Linked DNA regions of Homo sapiens: region 2 is linked to region 1. A link is a loop called in an ENCODE intact Hi-C map of the cell type or tissue named here. Cell type or tissue: PC-9. All regions are shown on one strand. Links, peaks and the distances in the headings refer to the core of each region. The heading gives the core; the rest is flanking DNA.

What was found. Hi-C counts contacts between places; a loop is a spot of excess contacts. Peaks named below come from ENCODE experiments on the same cell type or tissue, not always from the same donor. Only the 100,000 strongest peaks of a DNase experiment are listed, where the experiment ranks them.
Region 2: a loop joins it to region 1, with 9 times the contacts of the local background. A loop is called at or near these places in 3 of 110 quality-filtered maps.

What each region holds. Positions count from the first base shown.
Region 1 is chr13:37,650,723-37,662,931 of GRCh38, reverse strand. It overlaps TRPC4 (transient receptor potential cation channel subfamily C member 4), which reads left to right. Exons shown (of 11, transcript NM_016179.4): 7 at 7,649-7,844; 8 at 11,473-11,667. Among named protein-coding and RNA genes, the nearest start is that of POSTN, 58 kb to the right of the region's middle. In PC-9, for the core only: no CTCF peak of the experiment used is centred there; DNase peaks (open chromatin) are centred at 6,141 and 6,521; H3K27ac peaks cover 2,734 bases.
Region 2 is chr13:37,741,797-37,754,005 of GRCh38, reverse strand. TRPC4 (transient receptor potential cation channel subfamily C member 4) reads left to right here. Exons shown (of 11, transcript NM_016179.4): 3 at 7,551-8,069. Among named protein-coding and RNA genes, the nearest start is that of TRPC4, 120 kb to the left of the region's middle. RefSeq lists silencers at 1-194, 6,420-6,714. In PC-9, for the core only: no CTCF peak of the experiment used is centred there; a DNase peak (open chromatin) is centred at 6,585; H3K27ac peaks cover 1,771 bases.

The DNA of each region.
Region 1 (12,209 bases), core at 2,469-10,468:
AATCTAAGACTAATCTAGCCATTACTGTCATGCACACAAAACTCTCTGTGCCCTTATGGCTGGATGAGCAATAGACAGTGTCTATTGTCAGCTCTCTCAGTTATTCTCATAATGGGCTTTGCTAACAGCACACAGCTTCATGGGCACTGTGTCTGATGGTCACACAGCTCTCATAGGCTATTCCTCTATATATCTGTCCCATTTCCTTCCCACTGTGACAAACAGACGGTTAACCAGTAGCTGAATTAATAAGTGAAGTGATTTTCCTCCATACAGTAACCACGTTTGAAGACACAGTCATTTTGTAGGTGACTTTAAAAGTCATACCTTATTCATGAGCCATCATAGAATCTTGTATACTATAAGAGAGGATGGTAATTTCTCAAGTAACAAAAAAGTCAATAATATCACATGAACAAAATCACTTACAGCTAAAATGCTCTTGTTGGTCTAATTCTACATCTGTTTTATCTTAGCTCCAATATTTAAAACTTCATTTTAGTTATTCATCATCTTTTTATTTGCACATAATTTTTAAATGTCAGCCATTGATACCTCATTTTTTTCAGAAATAGATTTGATACATCCATGGATCTTAAAGAAAACATAATTTTTTTTTTTTAAGGCAGAGTTTTGCTCAGTCGCCCAGGCTGGAGTGCAGTGGTGTGATCTTGGCTCACTGCAACCTCTGCCTCCAGGGTTCAAGTGATTCTCCTGCTTCAGCCTCCCGAGTAGCTGGGGCTACAGGCACCCACCACCACGCCCGGCTAATTTTTGTATTTTTAGTAGAGATAGGGTTTCAACATGTTGGCCAGGCTGAGTCTTGAACTCCTAACCTCAAGGGATCTACCCACCACAGCCTCCCAAAGTGTTGGGATTACAGGCATGAGCCACTTCGCCGGCCTTCCAGCTCCTTCTTGATCCTGTATTCCTAAGCAGCAGTTTCTTGGCCTGACCGGTTCACTCAGTCTTGACATCTTCCCACTGCTCTCTTCTGACCCTGGGCAGGAGGAATTCAATGAAATCCCTTGCAAAAACATCCTCATAACTAGCATGGCCTAGGATGGCATCTCAATTTTGATATCTGAACTTCTCTTCCTCCCCCGCCCACCCCCTACCCTCTGGCTCCCGTCTTATTTGTGGTTCTTGACTTGCAACTTGGCCAGGGAAACGGATTAGAGATTTACAATGGTCAGACCCCACCAACCTCTTCCTTCATAAATGAGAGTTCTGCTCTAACAATCTTTGTCTGTCTGCCAGCTGGTCTCCTGGATTTCTGATGGAGAACCCTTGTGAATGCTCTTTCACAACTTTCTTCTTACTTTATGCTGCATAACCTGGTGCAAACTGCTTGCCAAGACCACCCCATCTGTTCCTGTTGCCATATCCTTCTGACTTCCTCCTTTGCCTTCCAGAAAGAACTTCCACGTAGCATTTAAAACTGTGTTAACTCCCAGGTCCTCTTTATTTCAGGGAAAAGCTCTGGTTCCCAGACCCAACCCTTCTCACCTATCTGATTCCTCTGCAATCAATAGGTTATACATAACACTGTCATGATTTATGATCCCCTAAAATTCCTAGGAATTTCTTTGTCCCTATATTGGTTTCTTTGTAAGTAATAACATATTACAAACTAATTATAACATAAATCAAAGGAGATTAAGGCCAGACAAGCATGATGTAAAATGCTTAATATAAATTTTATTCCAAAATCAAATATACTGGATTATTGGGATTATGTATTACTTTCGTTTGTCTCTACCAGTGATTTCCTCTATTGTCATGAAAAGCAACATATAATTACATATCTTAAATACTATAGGCCTATATCATTCAACCCAAATAAATCAGTTATTGCACTTGAATTATTTTTTCTAAATAATATAAATGTGCAAGCCACAAATTATTTTTTGCTTCAAGATATTGAAAAACTAAAGTATATATCAATAGCCCTTAACATTAGGAAGCAGGAGGTCCTAGGCTTAAGTCACCTGTCTCTTGATGACTCTGTTTAAGCAAAACGGACACCAGTCATTGTCACAGGGTATATAGTGATACCCTTGGGGCCCCTGCTCTACATCTTACTTCTGTGCTTTCTTTGGTTTTTAATTTTCTTTTTGTAATTCTGTACATTTCATAAATTCAGGCTCTTTTTTACTGCCCACTATTTCCGAGACCTTATTCTATGTGAAGGTTAAAAATACACTAATTCATATAAAGTACCTAACACAGTTCATGTCATAGAATGTCATCAAAAATGGTAGCTACTCTTATTATCTTCATGATTGGCAATGGTAGAGGATTATCTCTCACATATCTCTCATAAGGTTTCATCTCTATTATTCCTTCCACTCAGTTTCAAACTTTGTTAAAATTTTGAACCCAATATTTCCCATTAGCTACCACTCCTGTTTCATTCCTTTCATCCAAGTAAACCTAAAAGAAGCCTATACAAGATATCTTATTTTCTCACCTCTCACTCAAACTTCATCCAATTATAATTTGGCTTCTGCTTCCATCATTCCACTAAAACTGCTCTAAAAATTATCACCTGGAGCCTTCTTATCACCATTAACTATGGATATTTATCTGCTCACATTTTACTTAATGTGTCTGCTTCATTTGACCCTGTTTAACACTTCCATTTCTGGAAATCTTGCCCCTTTTAACTTCTATATTATTACCTTTTTCACTTCAAATCTTACTTCTCTAGCCTTTCTCACTTTACTCTAACCCTAACCTTAAGTATACTCTGATAATTTTTTATTTTCATTACTGCTTTTAAATAGTGGTATGTCTTAGCATGCTAACCTGAGACCCTTTTAACAGTACCCCTATGAAAACTCATCTGTGCTTTTGGAATTGGCTCTATATGTCTAAGTCATGACTTCCATATTTATATTACTAGCACCAATTTCTATCCTCGGGTTGCACAATATATTCAGCTGTCTAGTGGACACCTCTCTCTACATGCCTCCTGAAGACTTAAATTCAATCAAAGGGAATTTATCAGAGTCTCTCTAAAACATATTCTTCCTCCTGCTTAATTCCTTTTCTTAGTCAACATCACCACAATCCACCCAGAAACTTACATCAAAAACATTTATCTTATTCTAGATCCTACCTTCTTCTCATCCCTTCCATGTGTAGTCGGTCAATAAATATCTGTTCCTGCTCCTATTATCTTGGCACTGTCTTCCCCTTGCTCTCCACTGATGCCCAAATCTAAGTACCCCTGCCCCTGGTCTCTGCCTTGTTTCTTATGTCTTCCATTTTGCTTCCTGAATTATATTTCTAAACTAATATCTGAGGCTACCCTGTTTAAAGTGCCAAAATGGTTTCCCATTTCTTACAGGATACTGCCACATTCTTTAGCTTGACATTTTAGATCATTCATTGATCTGCTTGTCCCCTGCCTCCTGTCTTAGTCCATTTTTGTTGCAATGAAGAAATATCTGAGACTAGGTAATTTATAAAGAAAAGAGGTTTATTTGGTTTATGGTTCTGCACACTCTATAAGAAGCACAGCATCAACATCTGCTTCTGGTGAGGGCCTCAGGAAGCTTCCATTCATGGCAAAAGAGTGAAGGGAAGCAGGCATCACAGGGGGAAAGAGGAAGGAAGCGAGGGAGGGAGGTGCAGGGGTCCTTTCAACAATCAGCTCTTGTGAGAACTGATAGTGTGAGAACTCACTAATTACTCCTAGGATGACACTAAGCCTTTTGTGAGCAACCCACAATCCACCCTCATCACTCAAACACATCCCTCTAAGCCCCACTTTCAACATCAGGGATTACATTTCAACATGCTATTTGAAAGAGACGAACATCCTCTGTATCACTTCCTTTTCTTGTCTCATCTTTCAATCCCCCATTAACACTTTACTCTTCAATATTTCCTGATGGATTATAAATACAAATCCCCAAATACGTTATTTTCTTCTCTTATTCGAGAATGGCCTTATTCTGCCCTTCCATGTGGCAATTTTTTTTTCCAAATCCTACCTCAGATATACCTTTTGCAGGAGGCCTTTTCTGGTCTTCTCCCTGACTGAATGCCCAGTGTCAGGCTGTGATCCATGTCTTCTATGCATCTTCATGCCGTTTCCCACCAGTGAATACATACTTCCTCCTGCTCCTTTCCAGGTTATTTTCTCATTACCCTGAGAAGAACTACATGTTACCAAAAAACACAAAATATTTAGTTGTTGAAACTATTCTATGTGCAATTTTAAGCTATTAGCCCCTGGTAAGGTACTTTCTTATGAAGAGAGGGGCACAGGCTTTGTGACAGGTATTGTCTCATTAAGCAAAGCCCTTTTATATTTGTTGGAGCTGTATTCCTAATGGTTGTAACTGGCCAGTTGGAGTCATACATTATTTTAATATTTCATTTTTGCTTATAAACTAAAGATAAAATATTCAGATGAATTTTTTATTAATTTATGTTTGCTCATTGTTTTAGTCCCATGGGATAGAGGAAAATTTCAACAATGGAATACATTACTTTTTTACACGTTCAATTCTTCTGGCTGTAAATATATAATCAGGGAAACAAGCTAATTGTATAAAGCATATGTTGAGCAATATATTCAAAGCAAGAGATAAAATGCTATCATTAGGAAGGCAGGACCTAAGTCCACCCATACAGACTGTTAGGATTTAGTCTTCAACCCAAGTTTTATACTAAATGTCACTTAATTAAATTGTAGCATTATCTTGGAGAGTTTTCAGTTCATATCTTACCACAGAACAAGAAAAATATTAGTCACGTAAAGGCATTCTGAGATGTGATACTTTAAGTAATGATCCTTCAATGTATGGGCAATGTTGGTCTCAATAGATTTGGGAATTACTAATGACAAAAACATTTCTGAAAGCAGTGGCTTTGAAATGTTAACTTAGACTGATTTTTTAAAAATCCACCTGTTATCTGAACAATTCATTGAGAAACACTAAGGCCAGGGTCTTAATTCCTCTGAGAAATAAATATATTTTAGTTAAGTGGAACTAGTCTTTAAATCTCACCACTGACTTATTCCACTAAAAGAAGGAAAATAAAAGAAAGAAATAATCTATAAGTAATCATGAAATGTCACTTTATTTAGAATTTTCCCCTTTAAATTTTTTTAAACATCAATAAATATTTTGCAAAAGTATTTATTAATGTTTCCTAAAATTAGTAGTTACTATGTAGACAGGAGCAAATGTGTACTATTCAAAATAATAAGTGGTTTATTCTGCATCATTGTTTTTATTTGAAAAAGAACCTGTAATGGGGTTTATGTGGTAACATTTTACACTATATATTGTATAACTTATAATATTTAACTTACAACTTTCCTTAAATTGCTATTCATGTCAGGAAAACCAGCTGATTTTTATGTGTATACTCACAGTGAGAACATAAACTATTTGGAAAGAAAGAATACAATTCTTTCACATTAAATCCAAAGGACACTATGATTAATTTTAGAAGTTGTCTTTAAAGTTACTAAAAATAAAGAATTCATGGCCATGGGCCAAATTTACTTTTTCCTGAGAAATTTTCAAAGAGTAGCTTTAGTGGCCTTTGTCTAGGGCCAATGAGTCAGATTGAATTCTCTCTATTATTGTTGGAATCTGGCACCTGGGTTTTCCTCTAAGAATATGTGATCACCTCCTCGTAGAATGCACAGCATTCCATTTAAGAATCACAGTCTGGCTAAAGTTGATCAGATCAGTGCCCTTTCTCCTTCACAATAATCTGTTGTTCCGTCATTTTACAGGTCTAGAAAATAAATAGTTAAATTTTCTGTCTTAAAATTAGTTGCTCAATTAAAAATATGAAATTTTTTACCTTTTTAAAAAAGCAATTTCCATCCTGAATGCCAATTAGGCATATTTAGCTGGAATCTCCTGGTTATATGCACTAGAATTCACAGCTTATTTCAAGTAACAGGCATTTAGTTATAAAAAAACATGCAAAGAATTATAGCCCTTCAGTCTTCTGAGTAAGGGTTTATCTTTGCAAGGGCAGAACCTAGAGCAAGCCCCAGCTTTGGGAAGAGCCGGAGTTGACGTAGTGCTGGGCCATGGGATTGTTACTCTGTGTGTCAGCATTAAAATGAGTCAGCTACTTCATCCTTATTCCGAGTTTACTTATTGCCTGGCTTATTCATCCTCAATTCTCTGCTTCTTAGTTTGTGCTGTCTCAAACCTTTGGCATCCCGTCATTCCAGTGACTCTGACTCCACATCATAACCCCTGTCATCCCAACCCCTTTGGGCAATTATCTTGATATTTTTAAGGCAAACTTCTCTAGAGGGGAATTCTGATCTTTTTTGCCTTAATGCATGCCACAGGCCACTGGCCTTATATGAATTTTCTCTCCTTGGGTCACTTGACCATGATTGACTTAGTCCATGGAGGTATTGGGTGAGAAGCTCCAGAGTCTTACACAAGGACTACCTTTCCATAAAAGGGCATACAGGGGACAATGCCACTGGGGCTGGGAGTTGCCAGAAGCCATAATTGACTTGGTTCTGCAACACCATTCCAATCTAATGCTAATCTCCCAATAGACAGAAATCCTACCTCCTTAGTCATCATGCCGTGTATGAGAAGGTTTTCATTTTATTTTTGTAATTTAAATATAGTCTCATTTTAACGATTTACCAAGAAGTATGAAATCTCTATCATCGTTTTATTACACTATATTAATGTATTATTATGGTCCCTTTGAAACAAACAATTCTCCATTTGAGTTCAGATAGTCCTCAGCTTATTTCATTTTTTGGAGTAAGTTAAAGGGACATTATTTTCAATAAAATAGCCAGAGTTCATTCATTGGCTAGAATAAATAAAATGTTCCTTGAAATACCAAAAAAACCAAAAACCCATCAAATTTTATTACGTAAGCATTCTGAGACTCTTTACCATCTTACAAGATGCATTATGTCCAATTTTAGTTGTAAACATAGAAATCTGTAGTAATTATAATGTTCTCAATTCTCCTACAACCAAAGCAAAATCAGTAAAAGAGCAAACTTTTTAAAGCCTAAAATTTGGGATCTATCATTTATTAGTGATGACTTAGTGCCCTAGGACAGAGATTGACAAATGTTCTATGAAAAGGAGCAGATAGTAAATATTTTAGGTTTTCTGAGCCATATGTTCTCTGCTATAACTACTTTCTTCTGCCATTGTAGCACAAAAGAAGCTATAGAAAATGCATAAATGAATGAGAATGGATGTGTTTCAATAAAATTTTATTTATGGATATAGAGATGTGAATTTTACATAATTTTCATGTCATAAAATATCACTCTTTTGATTTTTTTCCCAACCATTTTAGAAAGTGAAAACCATTCTTAACTCAGTACCCATGCCACATTTGCCTCTCTCTGCCCTAGGAAACTAAATTTAGCTTTCAAAGCTCTTGGGAAATTTAAGTACACCATTTCTACTAGTTTGAGGAAAACAGTTTTATTTCACTCTTTTTATCGTTTAATTTTATAATTGTCCTAAAAGGTTATTTTACTGTTGATATTAATGTTTAAGTTAATTATATATATATATATATATAATCATGCCAAGCTTTATTGTTTTATCCCATGTATAATGATTCCATTAATATAGCTATTAGTATCATTTTATCTTTATTACAGGTTATTTGAGACACTGCAGTCCCTGTTTTGGTCAATATTTGGGCTCATCAATTTATATGTGACCAATGTCAAAGCACAGCATGAATTTACTGAGTTTGTTGGTGCCACCATGTTTGGGACATACAATGTCATCTCTCTGGTTGTTCTACTCAACATGTTAATAGCTATGATGAATAATTCTTACCAACTGATTGCTGTAAGTTGACCAGCTTTATTTTAATTCAATGTTTCCTCTAGAATGTGTTGTTCTTAGCTATACTCCATCTTCTTATCATCGTAAATAAAATCTATAATTAGCTATTGATTAGACAGATAAGAATTATAAATGGTTAATTTGAAATTTCTGAGCAGTAGCACACTATATGTAGCTATAAATTAATCTGATTTTGTCATGTTACACATGATTACAAAGATAAACCAAATCCATTTTGCCAGGCAGCCATTGGCTATGGGAAGTAGTAGCTGAGGTCTGACTAATAAACAAGCAGCTCATCTCTGCGCCGTGTACAATAGGTTTTGCCTCCTGTCGGTCCATTTAACCTACCACTCTCATATAAGCGAAGTCATCCCTACAGGGGAAGATACAAAAGATAACCCAGAGAGGAGTCTGGGAAGGGGAGAAGCCACAGGATTTTCAATTTCTTAAAGCTCAGGGAAAGCAATGTATTAAGAGAAGTAATATTAACTTCTGTAGGATAATACACGATACAATACATGTTTTTTTGAAACTCTGGAATCTAAACAACGTAGCACAAGTTATTTATTTATTCATTCAATACATAATTACTGGGTACATACTGTGTTTTCCAGTACTGTTCTGGGCACCAGAAATACAGCAATGCACAAGAAAGACAAAGTTGAACTTATCTGCTTGAACTTATATACTAGTGATATACGTCTAGGACCACTAGCAATAGCAGCAAAACAGAACTCTTAGTGGAATGAAATATAGTTAAGTCTTTCATATTTATACCTTAGACAAGTAGCATTTTATAATCGTAATTATAGTTTTCCCATTTTCTTCATAAATAATTACATTCCATTACACCTTTGAATCTATGGTTAAATCTCTGAAGTGTTATTACTGTTTTTTTGTCAAGCAAAACTCTGAATTTTACTTCAACCATCCTTAGGGAGGCAATTTTTCTCATAAGACACTCATCACTGATGAAAAACTGCATAGAACATGAGAATAGATGGTTTTTATTTATTGATTCACAGACTAAAGTATTCCAAATGCATAAAAAATTCCTCTGGAAATAGGTAGGTCCTAGGATTTGGAGGTTAATACCCGAATTTGTGGATACTTTGAATTTCATTTAAGCATCTTACGATCTGAAATTTTTATAAATAGACTCTAAATTTTTGTGTCAGAAGTTCTATATTCTCCTAATCAACATATTTCCAAAATGTGCGTTCTGTTTTCCAGAACGTCAGCAACAACAACAAATTAGAAGGCCTTTAATTATCAAGCTAGATACAAGGAAGCTGCCAGCAATTTGGATCTTTTAAAACATTAAATGTCCCAATTTCATCAAGGAGAAAACACTATTTAAGAATATTATGACATTTTCTTATTGCTTCTTTGTGAGGTGTGCTTTTCTAGGTAACTTCATTACAGAGATAAGAATCATCTTCAACTCTCTATTTAGACTTAGCCCAAACCCTAAGACTATGGAGAACCAAAGAGTCACTGAGAACCTGAGACAGGTGTGATTCCCAGGACTCCATGCATGAAGTCTCCTTGGGGGCACGAACATGCCAAGCATTTGCTTACACCTGTCCCAGAATAGCAGAATTTTCTCTTTTTCTTTCTTCCTTCCTTCCTTCCTTTCTTTTTCTTTCTTTCTTCTTTCTTCTTTCTTTCTTTCTTCCTCTTTCTTTCTTTTTCTTGTTAACTGTAACTCAGAGCCATCGGTAAACCATGAAAAAGAGGAAAATTTAACTGTTGAAAGGCAGAAGCACTTATGTAGGCCCCAACTAAAGACTGCTTTCCATTCACTCATTTGTTAATTGATTGAATATTTATTGTGCACCTACTATATGCCATAAACATGCTTAATTTTCGGGATACAAAGAATTAAAAAGTCCCTGTTTTCAACAAAAAAATGATATAGTAGAGATAAAAAGCAATAAATAATTTCAATATTGAGAAAAGAAATTTGAGGATGTCATGAAAGTATGGAAGAGGGGACCTTGACTGGGGTTGGAGATAGGAGGCAGCTCAGGACTGATGGGAGGCAGAACAGGCTTCTAAGGAGAGAGGATTCTTAAGCCAAGTTTCAAATGTTGACTAGGAGTTAGAAGGTGAGTAGTGGAAGGTGGATCTAGTCATCACCAGCTTAGAGCTTTTTATCTCCAGATTTTCTAAGCACCATAGACTATGTTATAGACCCTCTTAAAATCCTAAATCATGAACAAAGAAACCACTTGCTTAGTGATTGCAATAAGATAACATAATTTCTGACTCACCGAGAGTCAGAGAATCAGAAGGAGCTATCCACAGGCCAATGCTTTATCTAAGTGATTGCCTTTTTATTTCCTTGAGCCAAATCTGCTGAGTCCCATTCTCCATGCCTGCAGGAAACAATATGTACAATTCTCTTCACCAATGCAGCATAATCAGCCAGAACCTATAAACTTGTCTAGAAAGAAAGAGAAAGGAAAGGAGGGAGAAATAAGAAAGGAAAGGAAGAGGAGGGAAAAAGGGAGGGAAACTGCAGCTTCTGTGTTCCGATTTATGTGGATCAATCCATATTACCAAACATTTGCTTAGCAGCAATAAGGCCATGCATTCTCTAGGTATGGCGATTCTTGTTCAAAGCACAGTCTGTCCAATATCTGGATTAAACCCATGTTGCGCAGAATAAAAAAGTATGCATAACTTATTCATCCGCACACAGCAATTTAGGAATATCAAAATGAAGCCTAGTTGAAGATTATTCTCCTACTCTAAAATATGAGTTCGTGTTTATGATATTAACTGGTTACAATGAACTATTCTGAATTCTTAAAATGAATGTATGCCCAGTCTCTACCACCTCCTACTTCTCAGATTTTCTGCTTAAATCAGATTTATGGCTAAATTAAGAAGAGACTGGCTGTCCCAAATCTAATTGCCACAAATGTACCAAAGTTTCCTCAGGAGGTTAATAAAGTGGAGTGAGTAATACATGATGAAGGGGATAGCCTCAGGATTGTGGGCAACCACTGGCCATACTCCTCTTTGGTGAAATCTGTACAAAGTTAGGTCAAGATTCAATGGTGTGTCAGAGAGGCCCAATTCTACATTTGTTAATGGAACTTCTTTCTGAGTTTATCTCTATTGGCCGAAGGTGGGCAATAATATTCACATGAAAACATATCCAATAAGACTTTTCCTGGCAACATTGAAGGCTAAGCCATGAGCATCTGTGGAGGTAGCATTAATCTAAGCAGGAATACAAGGCTTTGGTTAAGACAGAAAGTCTATTTCTGGCCTGAATCAAATGAAACTGCACTAACATGAGTCTACAGTGCAGAAGATGCAGGCTAATCTTCAAGTCATAACTAATTACTGCAGTCTTTTTAACATGGAATTATTTTAGATGTCTGTTTCACTGAAGAAGGAAGGATGAGAAGTGACACGAGAGCTGTGACTACCCTAGGTTAAGCCACCCTCTGAAATGTTTAGATGACTGTCTCTGGGAGTCAGTGGTGGTTTTAGAAGCAATTTAATTAATGTTCCAAGAGCCGCTTGAAGTCAGGTTACAGGATCTCTGTGAGATTTATGGTACCTTGTTAATTAAGGAACCTATCATCAGTTGTCATGTTCTCCTGTTCAGGACCATGCAGATATAGAATGGAAATTTGCACGAACAAAGCTTTGGATGAGTTATTTTGAAGAAGGAGGTACTCTGCCTACTCCCTTCAATGTCATCCCGAGCCCCAAGTCTCTCTGGTACCTGATCAAATGGATCTGGACACACTTGTGCAAGAAAAAGATGAGAAGAAAGCCAGAAAGTTTTGGAACAATAGGGGTAAGAACACAGCATGTTAGTATTACTCTTTTTTTAAATTGTGTATTTGAATATATTTGTATTCTTTATTGTACATGTTCAGGTCTTTAGCCTTTTTGTTCTTACTGATTGCATGTCATGAACATTTATAACACATCTCCCATGACTAAGGCAGTGTCTGATTAACTAGGATTTCTTCACAAGTGAATTTCCTGCATCGAGGGCAGTCACTACTATTTTAATAGAAGTCCCGCTCTTCACACAGCCCTCCTTGAGTTCTGCTAGTCAAGGCTGGGGAACTAGCATACTCTGTCTTAATACCTTGACTTCTAGGTCTTTTCAGAATGTGACAGCAGGTTATTTGTGGCATTTCTTCCTCATTGTCTGTTTCCCCCTCTGGATCGTATGCTCCATGAGGGAAGGGCACGTGCTTTGGTGACCTCAAATTCTTCATGCCTAACAAAGTCCCTGCACAAAGCATTTTATGCTTGATAAGAATTCTCAATTAAATGATTGACTGAATATTATAACTTAAATATGCTGTGCCAACTGTTAAGTGTGAT
Region 2 (12,209 bases), core at 1,970-9,969, 92 kb before region 1:
GCCCTCTCCATAGCTTCAGTATCGCCCATTCTCCATAGCGGGGGTGCTTTGAGGTGGCAGGCTCGGCTTCCCTGGAAAACCAGTAAGAAAAGCCTCTTTATCAACCCTTACTCATAGTCAGCTGAAAGACAGAAGAGAGAGGGAAGGGCCATTGGCCCTAATTGGATGCAAGGGTTCTCTGAAAGTGCCTTTCCAGTGCTAGAACGTGCAAATTTGCATTAGCAGCTTCTGCAATGCACTTGTGTTCACCTTTCCATCCCAGACAAGTGAACATTAGGGAAACAGAAATCTGAATTCAGAGGACTCTCAGGGCATCATCTGGATGAGATCTCTTCTTCTCTGATATGTTTGCTTTAAATTAATTCTACCTCATGTTTCTGTGTTCTCTTTCTTTCTTTCTCTCTCTCTCTCTCTCTCTCTCTCTCTCTCTTTCTCTCTCTCTCTCTTTCTTTCTCTGTCTCTCATCTTTCCTGTCTGGCAGGGTGCAATCATATCCTTTCCTTTTCCATGGCTACAAGTCTAATCCAAAATGTAATAGCTATCAGCCTTCTTTACCTGCCTCCAACCATTTCAATTTTAATGTATTCTTCAAAATATACTAGAATAATGTTACTACTTAGAAATTATTCCATTATTCTCCTGGCTAAATTCTTCTATAATGTCACCAATATTTATAAAATAATGCTATTCAAAAGCATCTCTAATCTTGCCCTAATCTACATTGAAGCATTTTAAAATTATTTAGCTTTCTTGACTTATACTATACTCTAAAGAAAGTATTTTTATAAATGTATCTCTCATGTCTTCTCTTTGATGCTGTCATTTTCTTATAACTGTTTTACATTGCTAGTTCCAACCAGTGTAAATATAAACACCTCCTCAAATCCTTTTCTGATTAAAAAAATCTCTAAATTAATTTCCCCTTTGTTTTATTCATACTCTTCTTAGAGCATTTACTGAGTTCTTACATTAAAATCATTTCTATAGTATTATACTGTGTGTGTGTGTGTGTGCGTGTGTGTGTGTGTGGAGGGAGAAAGAGAGGAATTTTCTGCTATGCTTCTAGAGGACAAAACACCTTTTTCCACCCAGCACATTGCCTTGCACATTGCTCATGTATAGTAATTATTTGTTGATTAAATGAAAGCCATTAAAGTGACTTGATTTATTGTTATAAGATTTAGTGAAGTTATCTTCTTTATTTTTTTTGTTTGTTTGAGCACCTGCGAATCTGTAATCCTAGGACATAACATCTGAAATAAGCTAAATGTACCAGCCATCTAGGGAAAAGGGGAATTTAAGTCTCTGTATACCCCAAAGACCATTTGTGTACAAATGAAAGGCTGTAACATTAGGACATTCTGAAAGAAGAGCTAGGAAAACTTAGCAAAGAAAAAGGGTGTGGGAGGGGGAGGGGGGCAGAAGTGGTATTTTGGTCTTTCTAGAGAGAGATTAGGTCCTGAGAGCAAAATCTTGAGGGGGTCACTTTAGCTTGCATTGTTTCACTATCTGTGACCGGCTCTTCCTTGTCGTCTGAGATTGACTCAGTCTCTAGTTGGAAGGCTTGGAACTCTGATTTAATGGCTTCGCCCTACAGAAATGGCAGTCACCTGTGTGCAGAATAAATCGATGTGTCATGTGTGGAATACCAACTATCCGCTAGGCACTTTGCCAAGTAGAAAAAGAATGGCAGCCGAATGTTCTAACGCTTCCAAAAGAACAGTTTGCATCTGCAGTTTTCTGCTCCAAGTATGTCAATTATTCGCTTCTTGCTAAGGAAAGTAAAATGTTGCACAGTACCGTATTCTTGTTAATACTGAACAAAAAAATTATAGTTAGCAAATAATTTTTATGTTCTAGGGCTCATAGCAGATTTTACAGTTATTATTGTATTCTAACTCTACCAGTCATATATATATATATATATATAGTTTTCTGCTTTATCAGGTTTTGGTATCAATGTGAAGCTTTCTGCTATATATAGCAGAAAAACTACCCTGAGATTTTGGAAAGTACTTGGCAAATTTTTAGAACTGAAAGTTTCAGATTAAAATTTGGTTATCATCTGATGTGACGCTGCAAATATTCATTTCTTATTTTTCTGTGTATTTCTCATGATAACTACCATGATGTTGGATTTGAAGTAAATGAACATTTGATTCACTTTGCTTGGGAGATACAGGAAATCTGTGCTCCAGTTTTCTGTCAAATACACAGTCATCTCTGTGAGGATATGAATTGCTTTATCTTCATTTTTCTTAATTCTCTACATCTAATGCAGTGCCAGACAATAGACTCAGTAAATATTTGTTGATTCAATATATGAATAAATTATTGAATCAATCAAAGTAATTATAAGCCGTTTTAAGAAAGGGAATTGCCTGAAGCTGTTGCTATATTAGAAAAATCGCATTTGCAGTAGTGGAGGGAAAGAACTGAAGATCCCGAAGACCCGTCCTTTTCTTTAGAATGGCTTACATTTTATATTAATAATTTTCTAGTAACCATAGGGTCCCCTTTTCCTTTATTAAAGCTTCTATTCTATTAGCTGGTTAACCATACAGTCTTTTGTCAGACCCTTCTCTCTCTTTCTTTCTCTCTCTCTCTCTCATTCTTTTCTCATTTCAAAACAAAAATAAAAGGTACATTTTCCTACATTTGTGTATATTTTGAATAGCATCTTCGAAAGTAAAAGCAAAAGAAGCAGGATTGGGAAGCGGAAGCCGTTAGACCCTGATGCAGAGCTGATGAATGTTCCCGCCACTGTAAACAGGAGCTCCGGAGGATACGGCTGCCTAGCAAGCCATGTCGTATGCTGAGTAGAAATAGCTGGGCCCTGTCCATCCTCTCTGCTTGCTCTTCCATTGTCCTGCATTTTAAAACTGAGGAAGAACCTGAACCGGTTAGCAGGTGGAGGCTGCTGGTAGACTACACTCTTGGTAGCCGGACAGCAAGTCCATTCTTGAAGGGGTTATGAATGCCACATCTCCATTTTCTATAGGAAGAAAGCATTCTTATTCTTTTAACGAAGAAAACTTCACATTGATACCAGAATCTGATAAAGACAGCACAGTGAAGATTAGAAATCCATCTCCCGTAGGAAAATCGATTCCAAAATATTTCTCATAAGTGGGAGTTGAACAATGAGAACACGTGGACACAGGGAGGGGTACATCACACACCGGGGCCTGTCGGAGGGTTGGGGGCTAGGGGAGGGATAGCATTAGGAAAAATACTTAATGTAGATGACGGGTTGATGGGTGCAGCAAACCACCATGGCACGTGTATACCTATGTAACAAACCTGCACATTCTGCACATGTACTCCAGAACTTAAAGTACAATAATAATTTTTTTAAAAATTGCCAAAGTAAAAACATTATGCATTTGACCACGTGGAATTCATTTCAGGAAAGTCAGAATGTTTCAATATTCCGAAACTTATTAATATAATTTGCCATACTTTTAGGACTAAGGAGGATAATTATATGATTATATCCATTGAAACAGAAAAGGCATTAGACAAAATTCAACACTCATTTTTGATAATAAATAAAAAAGTTATTTGCAAATGGCATAAATATAATAAATAAAACCAACGTAATTGCAGTGGGCAGACAAGTTGGTATCAGTGCTTAAGAAAACTGTGTGACACAAAAACTCTGTACCTAGAAACAAAATCAACATACATGTACGTTATTCCTTCATGTTCAAAACAGAAATAAAATCTTCATAAGAGCAATATTCTTAATGGCCCCAGACTGGAAACCATAAAAATGTCATTAACAATGAAATGAAATAAAATAGAAATTGAAATATTTCGCAGAATTGAAGCAACAGTTTTTGCTACTAACAAAGGAATATATTTCAAAGAGCTAAAGTTGAACAAAGAAAGCTAGACATAAAGAGTACATATTTTGTGATTCTATTTATATAAAATTTTCAAAGTGTGTGAAAGTTACTTATACTGATAACCATTAAATCTGTGAGTATATCTGAGAAAAGTAATAACTGAGAAGAGTAACAAGTGGGAGGCTTGTGAGGTGCAGGCACTCTCAGGTTTTAATCTGGGTTGTGTTACCTAAGCATGTTCAGATTTTTAAAAGTCATCAAGCTGTATATTAATATTTATGCATTTTACTATATGTATGTTATACTTTAATAACAAGTATAAAACGAATAGTGATAGCAATGAATCACAATATATTAAATAAAAGAAAGAATTCATGGGGTCATAGCAATATCCAACAACAAAAAGGAGAAGATGGAGAACTTTCATACACAGAAGAATGCAATATAATAAATGTAGAAGTGATGAGAGAATAAGAAAACCTCAGACTTTCAAAAACCATGTAATAATTGATGTAGGCATATAGTTAGTACTCCGTAACAGGCAATTATTTTCTTAAAACACTTTTGTTCTGTTTTTATTGTCTTCATGCAATCGGAGAGGACCCAAACCTGTCCCCTGAGACCTAGATAAACACTAATATTTTGCCTGCCTGGCTGAGTCAGGGTCCCAGCAGAGTCCCCCACGGAGTCCAGCTAAGACAATCAGTTCCTGATGTCTAACAATCTATGACCAGCTGGGTGCCAGGCAATTAATGGTAAAGACAACATATAATGTTAAATTTCGAATACATTTTAGAGTAAGAGTAAGCTCTAAAATAATTATAATTATGTAATTTAAAAATAGTTATTTACTGTATTAGTCCGTTTTCACTGTTCTATAAAGACACTACCTGAGACTGGGTAATTTATAAAGGAAAGAGGCTTAATTGACTCACAGTTCCATATAGCTGGGGAGCCCTCAAGAAACTTATAATCGTGGCAGAAGGCAAAATGGAAGCAAGGCACATCTTACATGGCAGCAGGAGAGAGAGAGAGCAAGAAAGGGGAAGTGCCAGACACTTATCAAACAGCCAGATATTGTGAGAACTCTCTATTACAAGAACAGCATGGGAGAAACCATCCCCATGATCCAGTCGCTGCTCACCAACTATATCCCTGTATACATGAGGAGTACAATTCAAGATGAGATTTGGGTGAGGACACAAAGCCAAACCATATCATTACTGACCAACCAATTGACCATTCAACAAACCAGTGCAATGGTTTATTGAGTATTAAAACTCAAACAGCAGATTTATTCTTGGTATATTCTCACATATTTTAATAAACTTACTGTATCTCTCTTTAATACTTTTACACTGTTATTTTTTGAAAAAAATGTATGCTATTCAGTATGGATATACTATACTTATTTTTAAAATAAAATTTTCTGCAATATTCTACAAAGATATATTTTATGGTTAATGAATTTGAAATTCTTAATGAGATTTGGGTGGAGACATAAAGCCAAGCCATATCATTACTGACCAATCAATTGACCATTCAACAAACCAATGCAATGGTTTATTGAGTATTAAAACTCAAACAGCAGATTTATTCTTGGTATATTCTCACATATTTTAATAAACTTACTATATCTCTCTTTAATACTTTCACACTGTTATTTTTTTGAAAAAAAATGTATGCCATTCTGTATGGATATATTATACTTATTTTTAAAATAAAATTTTCTGCAATATTCTATAAAGATATATTTTATGGTTAATAAATTTGAAATTCTTAACAGCTTAAAAAGCATAGAAATCCAAGATGAAATTGTACTGAATCCAGAAATTGCCTTCAAATTACATGTCACTTAAACATACATCTAATATAGGAAATTATTTAGTTACATTGTTTTGTCTTCCCTCATTGTCTGCCACAGAAAACACTAAAAGTACAGTAGTCTCCTCATATCCAAGGTTTTGCTTTCATCAGTTTCAGTTACCAATGCTTAACTGTGGTCCAAAAACATTAAATTGAAAATTCCAGAAATAATACATAAGTTGTAAATTTTGCACCATTCTGAACAGCACGATGAAATCTCACGTTGTCCCACTCCATCTCACCTGGGACGTAAATTCTCACTTTGTCAGGCAAATGCACACTGAAACCATTTCCCAAACCTTAGTCACTTAAGAGCCATCTTGGTTATCAGATTTACTGACACGAGATTGCAGTACTTGTGACCAAGGAAACTTTATTTACCTTCACAGTGGCCTCAAAGTGCACAAAAGTAAAACACTATCTTAACAGGCAGTGTGGTCACCCTAGTACTCATAAGCACATTTCAAAAAGTGTTTATTACCATCTTCACTATTAAATAATTGCATACCTCTGTAAAGGATATTTTAAATCGATAATTTCATTCCTATTATCTTTAGTGTTTCTCATGAAACCAATGGATATCCTATATGGCCAGATGACTTTAAAATGTGTGTAATTGTCCACATATAAAAATGTACCTATATTTAAAAGTAGCATTAATGAAGTGTCATCATGAGTGTCGTTTTTCTCCATATGGTTTTCCTCTGATCCTTTTGTGGTTTCCTTCATTTTTCCAGCAGCATATTTCAATGTGACGTGAGTCATCATTTTTTTTTGCCATGCCTGTTTAACTGCCCTTATGTAGCATTAACTTTTCATAAATGCCTCTATGGCTTTGTGCCAGCAAAAATAAATAAACTAAAAGTGCTAAAGCAACATAGTGCAGTGCAATTCACTCAGGGTTGGGTGTCAGACAGGTGAACCTGTGTTTATTATATAAGGTCTTTAAAGTATGTGGAAATTGCAGATCAGATTGTAGACCTTCCACTTACTCACTGAGGAACTACATCCATAAAATGTGAATAATAAAGGGTGAGGGTTAATGTACCTGGCAGATGCTTACTAAATGGCGGCTATTATTATTTTCATCATTACCATCCCTAGAGTATAACCCAAAGGAAATCGTGCATAAACACATTGGTGACCTGATTCAGTGGAATTCACACTGCTGACTCGACTCAATGCTTGCTTATTTCTAATAAAACAGTAATGCTAGTTATGGAGCACCTCTTGTCATCTGGAAAATATACCAGAAAAGCACAGATGAAAAGAGGAAGCATGAGGCCAGCCCACTTATTTTTGCTGCCACATTTAGTCACTAGGCTGAATGATAGGAAAGCAGAAGCTAAAACACAGTAAAAACAAACAAAAGACAAAACCTAATTGAGGAATTAAAGGACTTCTACTGCAGAGAAAGAGCTTGGGTTTAAAACAAATCATTAGCTGTTTTTGAGTGTATTTCTTGATTATTTTGGACCTCAACATCTCTGAGAAAGCAAAGAAAATAGTGTCAGCTGGAAAATAAGTTGGGCTTATTTAAAAGAAATAAAGACATTCATCAAGTAAAGAGTTTCCATAACCACCTATTTTAAGATGCTGTAAAATGTCATAATTCAGATTAAAAAAAGAATAATGCATCATATTGGAAAGTTTTTTTTTCCAATTTTGTCTGGTCTTTTTGTAGGGGAAAAGACCATATCTCTCCTACAAAAAAAAAAAAACCCGGCCAAGGACATATAAACCCTGTTCCATATTGCTATAGCATGGTGTATGAAATTCACAGACTTGAACAAAAGAATAAATATTCATCACCTCTGCCTTTTTTTTTTTTAGGTGCCTCCTATACTCCTTGATAAGCAGTTCTCTGAATTCACTCCAGACATTACACCAATCATTTTGGCAGCCCATACAAATAATTATGAGATAATAAAACTCTTGGTTCAGAAAGGAGTCTCAGTGCCTCGACCCCACGAGGTCCGCTGTAACTGTGTGGAATGCGTGTCCAGTTCAGATGTGGACAGCCTCCGTCACTCACGCTCCAGACTCAACATCTACAAGGCCTTGGCCAGTCCCTCTCTCATTGCACTGTCAAGCGAAGATCCTTTTCTCACAGCCTTTCAGTTAAGTTGGGAACTTCAGGAACTGAGCAAGGTGGAAAATGAATTCAAGTCGGAGTATGAAGAGCTGTCACGGCAGTGCAAACAATTTGCTAAGGACCTACTGGATCAGACGAGAAGTTCCAGAGAACTGGAAATCATTCTTAATTACCGAGATGACAATAGTCTCATAGAAGAACAAAGTGGAAATGATCTTGCAAGACTAAAATTGGCCATTAAGTACCGTCAAAAAGAGGTGAGTGTTGCCAGACTTGATCCATCAAAATGCCATAGAGTTTAATCACAGTGAAGCAAACTGCTACTCACAAAATTAGTTTTGGGTTTTAGAGCATTTTCTATTCAGCTGTAAGTGGATGACATTTATTGTCTACCGGATTAATAATTATGAATCACATTGAAGAGTGGTAATAAATGGTTTAATAATTGATGTTTTTGGCCTCTGTCTTAAAATGTACACATTGACTGTGGTATAATGGAAAAACTAATGAATTTTAGTATGTCCAGACTGAGATTTCTGGCTCTGCTATTTATAAGTCTTGTAACTTTAGGGGGTCACAGATAGATTTCCTTAAGCTTCAGTATTCTCACCTGCTGAATGGATTTAATATTTGAAATTATATATATATATATATACGTATATATACATATATACGTATATATATACATATATACGTATATATAAGTGTGTGTGTGTGTGTATATATATATATATATATATATATATATATATATATACGCATATATATATATAAATAATCAGCCTTCTGTATCTGCAGGTTCCGCATCCTTGGATTCAACCAAATGTGGATGGAAAATGCAGCATTCATAGGATGTGGAACATTCAGATATGGAAGGCTGATTTTTTCCTATCCATGGGTCCCGTAGGGCCAACTGCTGCAGGGCTAGAGCAGCCATGGATTTTGGTATCCACATGAGGTCCTGGAACCAATCCCCCACAGATGCTTGGGGACAACTGTATATATAGACAACATTTTCCTCACAGGTTTTTAGGAAGTGTAAAATATGTGGATGTGTGAAGACTCTTAGTAAATTATATGGTATTGTTTTATTTATATCAGTAAATACTTATTATAAAGTGTTAATAAAATAAAAGACTTTAGTACAATAGCAGATGTAAGTACTAAAACTTTTCTCATATCTTGCTCATTTTTTTGATTTGTCAGGAATAAGAAACCAAGTAAGTTCATCGCAAGGGAGTAATAAATTTCTTGTAAAATTTCCATATATTAAAAATGCTGTATTAAATAACAGAATCTCATACTTCTTACCCTTAATCAGCCAGCATAATTGCTTTGTGTTTGAGTGAGTTCTCAAAAGACTGTTTACATCTATCTGAAGAAAATATTGGTTCTCTGTTCACTCTTAAATGATAGTAATTATCTATTCCAGAACAATACTTGGAAATGCTATGTAAGATGAAAAGAGAAAGAGAAAAAGTGAAAGACTTCTGAATTGTAAAATGTACTCAGTTTCTTTTGAATTTGGCCTTAATGATCCCATATAAGCCCTGGCTGCTTTGTCTGTTGCTACTCACTAAATACTCAAGGTTCAAGATACCTGAACTTGCTTTCTCAATTTTTTCCTCTAGTTGTGTGATTAGTTAAGCTAATCTGGTTGTCATGGAAGCCTGAAACAAGGTGAAATGAACTTTTCCCTTAATACTGAAGTGAACAGCTTCTTTTGTGTCCATTCCCTCTAACTCTAAAATCACATTTGCTATTTTGAGTCCTTGTCAGCAGTATTAACTCATTTTCTTAGGTTTTTATGTTTTGGACTCAGAGATCTAATATTTTAAAGAAACTAGAGTAATTTTACTACACAATGATAAGATACATTGATGAAAGATGTTCAAAGTGGTAAATGGGAAGATAAGAAGTCATTGCAGGCTTTAGACTTGAAAGATATTGAAATATTGATATGGCCTAAATCTTCTTAAAGATCCATATTAGCACAGTAGTATGCTTTGCTTTCTTTAGTTTTTCTTTGGAGAAGGGGGTTTAAAGAATCGACACGATGATTGCAAAGATTTTCTCTTATGCCATAGCTGTTCACTGTTAATATTATCCTACAAATGTTGAATGGAGTAAAGTTCCCAAGATGTACAATTCATGAAATGAAACAGAGAATGCAGAAGCAGCCTGCTCTGCTCACCTGTTGCTCTTTAGGTCTCTCTGCAGCCAGTGAATGAACTCAGATTTATTTTTTGCCTGCACTCATTTTGGTCATGGCATTGAAGCTGATTTAACGTCATCTTTGGCCACAATAACTTTTGTGAAAGCCTGGGAACAAAGTACTCATAAACTCCTTTACCATATCCTCATAACAGAATGCTGTCAATGATATTGCATTAACTGAAGCTGCCAAATTCCTGTCAAAGAGTTGTTCGAGATAGAAATTGTAATTTGAATTTCTTGCATATTTATATTTATATTTTTACCTGCAAAGTAATTAATACACTTTGGTCATGCATTAATTTCCTTAATAACTGTTTCAACATATATTTCATAGAACACATTCCAGGAAATGCACGGGGCACTTGGGATTCCCAGGTGTCAGGTCTCTGCTCTCATAGAGCTTATAGCCTATTAGGAGAGACAATGAAACATTGAATATATATTCTCCATTTTGTTCCTGAACCACTAAAAATGTTCTTCCTTACTGAACGTGTTTTCTTTGCTTATGTTCTTCTGTATATGTTATAAATATAAAAAGTGGTTTCAATGTCAAAACCTATGAAAAAGCCATAACTCTAATCCCATCTTCAGTATCTAAGAAGCAAAGCAATGGAAGGCATTTAATAATTTCCAACACTTCTCTCAAGATGTTTGTATTCTTGCTAATATGAAGTTATGGAAGGGTGATAAAGCCTAATAATACAAGATAAAACATAACAAAAAACATATAGCATGTAACAAAAAAATAAGAATTGGTGCTATTTTTTAAAAGACACTTTTCTTGTAGATATGGGGTCTTGCTATGTTGCCCAGGCTGATCTCAAACTCCTGGGTTCAAGCAATCCTCCCCAAAAGATACAATTTTAAAAGACATTGTATTGGGATTTTTTTCCTTTCAAAATGTTTTGAGATTTCAATGGAGAAAAAAATGAAAACGAAATTCTTACAGAGTTGTTCTGGAGTATCTTGCATTTACTATCAAAGAGAATATTTTTCTCTGATTGAAGATTTTCCCAAAGCAAAATAACATTGGATAACTGATAGCATTATTTAAAAAATTCAGGAATAACATTTTACTTTCATATATACCTTTTAAAATCATAAGTTGTGTTTTACCGCATGTATTCTTAGGTTATTCAGAAATTATTAAATTCAAATATTAAAGGTTTTCTAGTAAGATCATGTGCCTTAAAGAAAATTCTGCTTTAGCATGTCTTGCTTCATATCTTTCTTACCAAAAGTTTTCCTTGGTTTGGTCTAAATAAGTCTGAGATTTATCTTTAGTCCATCTCTCAGGATTTGGAATGCTTTCTCATTAACCTTCATTCACATAGCTAAGTCCTGCACACTCTTTAAAGGTCATCTCACGTCTTGTCTCACCGCAGGAGCATTCTATGAAGCAAACCCCTCCATAGACTCTCTTGGATAAATGTCCTCATTATACACACCCTATATTGCATTGTGTTATTACTTTTCCATCTCCTCCTCTAGGCAGTGTCAGGAACACATCCATCTTACTCACCAGTCATACTGTAGCCCCTGACATACAGAAGGTGCTCAGTAATGAATGCACCTGAATGAAGTCACAGATGCTCTTAGATCTGGATGGTTCCCTGCATGTTTCTTTGCCTGAATAAATTGCACTATTTGGGTTAATCTCCTAATAACAGATTCCTTATGAATCAACATATTAAAACAATTAATGTTGGCAGGATTTGATTGCAGACTTGTTCTGGTACTTCTCTAATCTCATCCAAAGAGAAAGCTCTGTGTTAATTTCATGCCATAGATATTTTTACATTTTCATTTTATATATTCTTTCTAAGCAGCAGCATCATAGAAAGAAGAATTGTATTACTTCTATTAATTCTAGGCTAATGATGCTGCAATTGTACTGATCATATATTAGCAGAACAAACATCTTCTATCAATTCAAATGAATGTATTTTAGCAACTGGGTTAAGTTGTTTACATGGTTTATTATATTAAACCTCCAAATACACTTCTGAAGTATGAACTATTTGTTGCTGTTTTTTTTTTTTCATGAAAAAATCGGAGTCACAGAGGGTTATATAATGTGCAGTGTTACTCTGTTAAATATTGGGGCCAGATTGCAAATCCAGATCTTAACTACAAAAACTTGGCTCTAACCATCACACCATATTGCCTCCACCCAGACA